Linked DNA regions of Homo sapiens: region 1 is linked to region 2. The links are chromatin loops, found by intact Hi-C in ENCODE. Cell type or tissue: thyroid gland. All regions are shown on one strand. Links, peaks and the distances in the headings refer to the core of each region. The heading gives the core; the rest is flanking DNA.

What was found. A loop is a pair of places that touch in the nucleus more often than their neighbours do. Peaks named below come from ENCODE experiments on the same cell type or tissue, not always from the same donor. Only the 100,000 strongest peaks of a DNase experiment are listed, where the experiment ranks them.
Region 1: a loop joins it to region 2, with 1.9 times the contacts of the local background. A loop is called at or near these places in 1 of 110 quality-filtered maps.

What each region holds. Positions count from the first base shown.
Region 1 is chr9:131,796,696-131,801,080 of GRCh38, forward strand. No RefSeq gene overlaps it. Among named protein-coding and RNA genes, the nearest start is that of RAPGEF1, 59 kb to the left of the region's middle. RefSeq lists a silencer at 2,627-2,817. In thyroid gland, for the core only: no CTCF peak of the experiment used is centred there; a DNase peak (open chromatin) is centred at 2,689.
Region 2 is chr9:132,132,349-132,136,733 of GRCh38, forward strand. No RefSeq gene overlaps it. Among named protein-coding and RNA genes, the nearest start is that of NTNG2, 28 kb to the right of the region's middle. RefSeq lists an enhancer at 4,204-4,385. In thyroid gland, for the core only: no CTCF peak of the experiment used is centred there; no DNase peak of the experiment used is centred there.

The DNA.
Region 1 (4,385 bases), core at 226-4,225, 340 kb before region 2:
AGGACACACCCAGGGCCACCCCACCGAGGCTGTAGCTTTTGGTCCCACAGTGAAGAGCAGCCAGGAGGCCCCCCACCGACAGCCAGAACTGGAAGGGGCTTACAGGTCAGCCAGCTTAGTGCCTGTGTTAACAACTGGGGAGAACAAGACTCAGAGGAGGCCAGGCACGGTGGGTGGTTCACACCTGTAATCTCAGCACTTTGGGAAGCTGAGATGAGCAGATTACCTGAGGTCAGGAGTTTGAGATCAGCCTGGTCAACATGATGAAACCCCGCCTCTACTAAAAATACAAAAATTAACCAGGCGTGGTGGCATGCATTTGTAGTCCCAGCTACTCGGGAGGCTCAGGCAGGAGAATTGCTTGAATCCAGGAGGTGGAGGTTGCAGTGAGCCAAGATCGCACCACTGTACTACAGCCTGGGCGAAAGGGTGAGACTCTCTCTCAAAAAAAGAAAAAGACTCAGAGGAGACCAAGGGCCTCTCTGAAGGACACGGTGTGACCACATCACATCCTCAGCACTCTTCCTGTCCCCTTGCACTGTGTTCCCTGCCCGTAGCATGGATCTGAAACTTAGGGCCAATTCTCAGGACAGTATAGGGAAGGCATGGGTAGGAGCCCTGAGATGCCAAGGACGAGGTGCCGTCAGCTGGAGTCACTCCCACAAGCTTAGCCTTCAGAGGTTTCCTCTCAGTGTCTGCAAAGAACTCCAGTTTTCCTTAAATAGTTTCATTTTGCCTAATTATCCTCCAGCCGCAAAGCGAATAAGAGGCATGAGGGATTAAGGAGAATCAAGAGGAACAGGCATTAGGGCTGTGAGCTGGAAGTGGGGAGGATGGGGAAGCCAGGGCAATTGGAGAGTCGGGTCAAAGCATATACAAGTTGCACTCCGTTTGAGAAACAGTATGTCAGAGTGGCTAAGAGAGTAGGCTCTGCACTCAGACTGACCTGGGTTTGAGATCCATATGGCCACTGGCTAACTCAGGGACCTTGGGCAAGTTCCTTGACCTCTCTGAGCCTTATTCCACATTTGTAACTTCAGAATAATGATGTCTACTCCAAACATGGATTGTCAGGATTTACTGAGAGAATGGCACCATGCCTGGCTCTCAGTAAGGCTCAATAAACAATAATGATTATGCACAGAGGTCAGAGAGGGTAGAGGAACTTGGAAAGTTATAAAAAGGCTCAAAATCCCTGAGTTTGATTCTAAATGTCTTTGCAATCTAGTCCAGGAAGGCAGGGTCATGTCTGTCTTGTGACTACTGCACTGGTCCCAGCAACCAGCAAAGTTCCTGCCTATTGGAGGGCCTGCCTGGCTCCTGATTGAAAGGAAGAATCAATGAGTGGGTGAGTGAATGAAGGGCAACAGCCTTCCTTCTTTGCAGCTGCAGAGGCTGGGCAGTTATTGGGCCATGCAGGACTCAATCAGTCTGCCCTTTCTTGTTTTCTGGTGCCCTCCAGCCTTGACGCCATGTTTAGACCATTGATATTCACAGAATAATTTCCAGCATTGATTACTCAGATGGAACACCCTCCCTCCCAAGCTCCGCCGCCTTCCTCAGTCTTCCCCACCACAGGCGACTCCACCGAGTTTCCTGATTAATTCCCCTCCATAAACATTCTGATGAAGCCGCCAGCTCTCGCCAGGCAGCCTCCCAGAGCAAGGATTATTTCACAAAGCTGCTTTTCTCTTTGTGACCTGTGTTCATTAGCTGCTGCAAGGGTCACAGTCTGGGCTGCTTCAGTGGGGCCACCTCTGGGCAGGCAGTTCCCCTAGAGGAGAAGCTCTTCCCAGCCTGCCCAGGGTGGAGAAGGTCACCCCTGCCCAGACCCAGTGGCCTGGAAGCCGTGGGAAGTAGCACATTCCTGGCAAGGGAAGAGATGCTCTCAGTGGAGAAAATACTAGGTGGAGGCGCATGACACTTCTGATATTCAGCCATTTGCTGACCCATGAAAATGGCAATTCAATTTAATAGGACCCTCTGTGGTTGAGCCTAGAGAGAGGGAGGGGAAAAAGGAGTGAGGGGTCTGGAGTCAGAAACACAGGCAGTCCTGCTCTGTGTCTTCTCAGCTGTGTGGCTTGAGGAATGTGGCCTCATCCCTCTGGGCTGACTTGTCAAGTGTTGATAGCCACAGCACCGCCTTGCAGGGGGGTGTGTAGTTTCAGTGCAATCATTACATCACAGCCTGCTTCCGTGGCTGCTGCAACATCCCTGTGCCCTCAACAGCAGCTATTTTAGCAATAACGAGTGAGTTGGGGGCACTGGGATAGTGCAGCTGCCCACTGACTGGCTCCCCAGGTGCCTACCTTCACTTCTTCGGAGTCACTTCTCTGGCAAAGGCACCCAGGGGGTCCAGGAGACCTTGGACACAATGGATTTTAGTGGCAACCAGAGAGGTCCTCTATAGCCCACTTCCATGAGTGGATAAACATGGTGCCTGGCACAGACGGGATCCTCAACAAACTGAAATGAATGAGACAAGTGTATCAGCTGATGTCTTAGAACACAGAATTCAGCTTTGAGAAGTAAAAGATACAAAAAAAGTCATAGGAGGTTGGAGAGTGGGCATGGTGGGAGAGCAGCAGCCAGCTCCTGGGGGTGGGTTAGCAGGTGCTTTTATGGGGCCCTGGAAGTCACTGGCACTTTGAGCCTAAGGGTGTGGCGAGTGTCTGGGGAGCTGTCCGTGGTGCTGAAGCACAACCACTGGTGAGGGCAGCTGTCCTTTCAGTGCCTGTGCTCAGCGGAAGCCTGTCCCACTCCTTCAGGAATTCTGAGTCCAGAAAGGAAAGAAGCAGTGGAAAGGGAGGCAGAGAGTGAGAGGTGAGGCCTGCACAAAAGGTTATTCGTCAGACAATCACTGCCAGACTGGAGGAAGCACTTTTGTTTTCACATTATTGCAGTCACCAAACACTAATTCCCTCATGAGGGAAACATCGGCATCTCTCCCACCAACATGCTCCGAATGCCATCCTTTTTTCATTGCTGTGTAGTATTCCATCACATGAACTATACATAACTACCACAATTTGTTAACTCATTCTATTTTTTTTTTTTTGACAGACTCTTGCTCTCACTCAGGCTGGAGTGCAGTGGCACGATCACCGCTCACTGTAGCCTCAACTTCCTAGGCTCATGTGATCCCTCTGCCTCAGCCTCCTGTGTAGCTGGGGCACAGGCATGTACCATCATGCCCAGCTAATTTTTTTTTTGTAGAGATGGGGTCTCCTTATGTTTTCCTGGCTAGTCATGAACCCCTGGGCTCAAGCAGTCCTCCTGCCTTGGCCTCTCAAGATGCTGAGATTACAGGTATGAGCCACTGCACCTGGCCCCAATGCCATCATTATGGCAAAAGTCAAATCAATCTTGTGTCTCCAAATTTGTGATGTGCACCCACCCTCATTCCTCTTGTCTGGAACCTCTCTGCAGGTCACTGCCCACTGCTCCTTCCAGCTCCAGGCCTTTTGCCCTTCCTACTTTCCATCATCTCATCTGACCCATCCTTTAGAGCCTGTCTCCAGATTCTCCTCTTCCAGGAAGCCTCCCTTGACCACTTCAGCCCACTCTGCCTTCTTGCTCCTCTGACCACCTACTGAACTTGGAGCCAAGTTTAGCAAGCGCTGCTTTTCAAGATATTCTCCATAAGTGCTCTCTTTCTCCCCACTCAGTTGTGAGCTCTCAGGGGACCCAGTTCTTGCTTCTTTTACCTCCTTCCAGCAGAGCCAAGCCTGAATTCTGCATGAATATCAACATCAGCAGCAGTGGCATCAGCCACTGTGAATGAGCACTAAGGCTGTGTTGGGGCTGTGCTGCACTTCCTGTGCTTTATCTCACTGAAAACCCATGGTAACTCTGTGAAAGCAGATCCTATGATTACCACCATTATAATAGGAGGCTCAGAGGGACGAGGTAACTTGCCTAAAGCCATACATGCATGAGGGCTAGGGTTCAAGCAAAGGTCTGCCTGACCTCAGGGTCTAGTTCTTAACCAGCAGTCCATCTGATTCATAGCAGTGACCCATAATGGCAACACACATTCTGAAACCAGTCCCGCTCTGCTGTTTACTTATGTTGAGGCTGTACGCCTAAAGAACCAGCGCTAGAAGAATTGGGGATAGGAAGATTTTTTTTTTTAAAATCAGTACAGAGCAGAGAGCACTGCATTATTTTTCTGCCTCTAAGAACATTCTCATTACTTACAAATTACATTAATTTCTACAAACACTTATTGACACCCACTGCCTGCTGTGCACCCTGCGTTATGATGAGTACTGGATTAGACAGTCATAAATAAAACACACACTGGCACAGTCAGTCTGTGATAGAAGCTTTTAGAGAGAGAATTAGAAAAGGGCTCTGTGGCTCAGCCCCATCCTGGGGGCCCA
Region 2 (4,385 bases), core at 198-4,197:
CCATGGCACATGACCCCCGTAGAATGGGGGCACGTGGAGAGGAGGGAGGGGATGTGGAGTGAAGGGAACAGCACAGGGAACAGCAGAGGCAAGTGTGCAGGAAGCAGGGTGGGCGCCACAGGGCTATGTGCTTAAGCAAAGCCTCCGCCCATGAGACAAGGTAGAGGGGCAGATGAGGGCCCCAGGCTGCAGGGTTTCCTTTTGTTTCTGAAGCCAATGGAGGGGTGAGGGACGGGGATGGGTGAGCCCAGACTGGAAGTGACAAGAATCAGGTGGAGCTTCAAGTGGATCATTCCAGGAGCAAGAGATGGAAACCAGCTCCTACGGAGCATCTACTCTGCGCCTGTGTATTCGTTTCCTGTTGCCACTATAGTTTGTTATGGGGTAGCAAACTACCCCATACACTTAGTGGCTTGAAACAACACACATTGGCCAGGTGCGGTGGCTCACGCCTGTAATCCCAGCACTTTGGGAGGCCGAGGCGGGTGGAACACCTGAGGTCAGCAGTTCGAGATCAGCCTGGCCAACATGGTGAAACCCTGTCTCTACTAAAAATACAAAAATTAGCCGAGCGTGGTGGGGCTTGCCTGTAATCCCAGTTACTTGGGAAACTGAGTCACGAGAATCATTTGAACCCAGGAGGCGGAGGTTGCAGTGATTGCACCACTGCACTCCAGCCTGGGTGATAGAGCAAGACTCCATCTCAAAACAAAACAAAACAAAAAAATCAACACACATTTATTGTCTTACAGTTCTGAAGGTCACAAGTCCAAGATCAGTCTCTGTGAACTAAAATTAAGGTGTCAGCAAAGCCAAGTTCCTTCTGGAGGTGCTAGAGGAAGGTCAGGAGCCACCAAATCAGACTGAATCAGGTCTAAGCTTGGGGCCTTCAGTGATGGAGAATTAACAGAGCTGACAAAAGAAGTGAGGAGATGAGGTTGAGGATAGGGGGAAGGCTAGTGGCTGCATTCGGGGCCAGATGGAAGGGCCCAGCTGGAAGCTTACGCCAAGGGAGGGGTTGGGCTGGGAACAGTTCTGAAGGTCAAGCATAGACTCGGGGAGTCCCTGAGATGGGGTTAAGGGAGAAAAGGGTTGGGCATAGAACCAGAGCGGGGAACAGGGCCAGGACGCAGCAGAAAGGCTCCCAAGGTGTCATAAGGAGGGGAGAGGGAGGGAGTGGCCAGCAAGGCTGGTAGTGTCTAGGAATGTAGTGTCAGACACCAAAGGGAGTGAACAGAAAGATGGTCAAATGCCAAGTGAAGCTCTTGGGTTCAGCAACTTGGAAGTGTCTCGCAGCAAAAATGCAGGGGTTCCCACCATCACCAGCTCTCAGGTGGTCTTGAGAAGGGCTGTGTTTGGTGCTGTCCAGGCTAGGCTGGCTGTAAAGACTGCAAGACCTTTGTGAGATGCTTAAGCTCCAGGAAGATCCTTCTCAACCCAAAGCAAGAACCTCCCGGCTGAGCCCAGTTAGCCTCCACCCTGTGAGAGACAGCAATAAGACTCCGATGCTGTTTAAGGCACTAGGCCATGGGGCAGTTTGTTATGCAGCCTTAATAGCATGGGTCAAGGATAACATTGGTAGTTTCGGGTGGAAATTTGGCAGGAAAATCAGTGGTCTGTTGGCAGATATTTTAGTTCCAAATTGTCCACGGGTACTCTAATTGGAGATGGGATTGGGAAGAAGAGAATTTTTATCTCCAGAGCTGCCTCTTCCCTCCCACTAACACACCAGCCCCTCCTTTCCCAAGGCATTCTGCTCTTGTTGTACCCTTATCATTCAAGTCTACTTTGGGGGAATCAGCGTGTTTTTCTTTCCAGGGCCATTGATGCCTATAACCTGAGCTCTTCCTCTGAAAGGAAAGACTTGACTCCCCAGTTTCAGTGGCTAAGGGTTGGGTCGGCACTGCACTGAAGCTAGGTCATAGCTGAGGGTTGAGTCGGCACTGTACTGAAGCTAGGTCATAGCTGAGGGTTGAGTTGGCACTGTACTGAAGCTAGGTCATAGCTGAGGGTTGGGTCGGCACTGTACTGAAGCTAGGTCATAGCTGAGGGTTGGATCGGCACTGTACTGAAGCTAGGTCATAGCTGAGGGTTGAGTTGGCACTGTACTGAAGCTAGGTCATAGCTGAGGGTTGGGTCAGCACTGTACTGAAGCCAGGTCATAGTGGCTTGAGAGAGCCAATCGTTACATTTTAAAGAATTTGGTGAGATGATTATTGTGATGGCTAATTTTAGGTGTTTAGGTGTTTTGACTGGATTAAGGGATACCCAGATAGCTGGTAAAGCACTGTTGCTGGATATGCCTGTGAGGGTGTTTCCAGAAGAGACTGGCATTTGAAGCCATGGACTGAGTAAGGGAGACCCATCTTCATCCAATGTGGGTGGGCACCATCCAATCAGCCGAAAGCCCAGGTAGAACAAAAAGGCAGAATAAAGCTGAATTCATTCTCTCTTCTGGAGCTGGGACACCCTTCTTCTCTTGTCCTTGGACATCAAACTCCAGGTTCTCTGGCCTTTGGACTCTAAGACTTGCACCAGCAGCCCCCCTGGGTTCTCAAGACTTTGTCCTTGAACTAAGAGTTACACCATTGGCTTCTCTGGTTCTGAGGCTTTCAGACTTGGACTGAGCCCAGCCTCCCTGGGTCTCTAGCTTGCAGATGGCATATCATGGGACTTCTCAGCCTCCATAATCACGTGCACCAGTTTTCCTGAATAACCCCCTCTCAGATCTCTGTATATACCCTATTGGTTCTGTCTCTCTGGAGAATCTAGACTAATATAATCATTAAACACAACCATTATTAAAAATTAAATTACAGCTGGGCATCATGGTTCATGCCTATAATCCCAGCATTTTAGGAGGCCGAGGTGGGGGCAGATCACTTAAGCCCAAGAGTTCAAGACCAGCCTGGGTAACATGGCAAAACCCTGTCGCTACAAAAAATTCACTGGGTGTGGTGGTGCATACCTATAATCTCAGCTACTTGGGAGGCTAAGGCACAAGAATTGCTTGAACCCAGGATGCAGAGGTTGCGGTGAGCTGAAATCATGCCACTGCATTCCAGCCTAGGTGATGGAGCAAGACCCTGTCTCAGAAAACAAAAACAACAACAAAAAACCTTTTACCAACATGCCACTTCAACTTTGGGACAGGTTTGAGAGGGAGCCAGAATGGCCCCCTTAGCCAGATCCTTGTAGACTTTTGTTTGGAGCTTATGACATCATACTGTTCTCACCAAGGCTTGTGGTATCTGTTTGTCGCCAACAAAGCTGATTTTTTTTTTTTTTTTTTTGAGACAGAGCCTGTCTTTGTCTGTTGCCCATGCTGGAGTCCAGTGGCACGATCTCGGCCCAGCCTGAGCACACAGCCAATTCAAGCAGGTCTTCATCAATTTGTTGTAGAATTTTTTTTTTTTTTCTGAGACCCTCTTGCTTTGTTGCCCAGGCTGGAGTGTAGTGGCACAATCTCGGCTGACTGCAACCTCCGCCTCCCAGGTTCAAGCAATTCCCCCATGTCAGCATCCTGAGTAGCTGGGGTTACAGGCACCCACCACCACACCCAGCTAGTTTTTGTATTTTTAGTACAGACTGGGTTTCACCATGTTGGCCAGGCTGGTCTCGAACTCCTGAGCTCAAGTGATCTGCCCGCCTTGGCCTCCCAAAGTGCTGGGATTATAGGCGTGAGCCACCGCACCCAGCCCATTGTAGGTTTTAAGATCACTGGTATCATCCATAGTAAAAAGAGAGAGGGATGGTCATGTTCATAGACCTTAAAGTGGAAAGTCACCTACACCTGGAGGCAGAGGCCTGGAAACTTCCAGCCACATGACCTCAGGAAAGTCCTTTCCCTTGTTACGTCTCAGTATCCCCAACTGTAAAGCAGGAGGGAGGACCCTGATGTCAAGGCCCCTCTGGCGCAGGACTGTGAAGTGCCTAGGATGGGCTCCCATGGACCGGCTGGAGTCCCCAGATCCCCTGGGGTCCACCAACCCTGCTCCGGCAGCACACCCTGCGGGCTGCGGCTCCCTCCCCTGCCCAAGTGGGTGCTTCTGAGGGAAGGGTCCAGATAGCTCTCCTGCCTCTCCTCCTGCCTTGACAGGGAGCAGGCTGCATGGAGAGGCTTTTAAACCTGCCTGGCTGCTGTGAGTATTGATCAGCTTTGTTCCTTAATGGGATTCTTGCGTGCTCGCTGCCGGCCGCCCCTCCTCCAGCCCCCATTATTCTGGGCCATCGCTGCTTCAGGCCTCCTTCCCTCAGCTGAACAACACCAGAGAGTGGAAGAGCTGAGAGCGGCGCTCCTCTAAGGGGGAACGAGGGGACAAGCAAGCCACAGTGCTAGCTGGGGGCTGAGAGCTGAGCCACTGCCTGTCACAAAGGATGGCCAA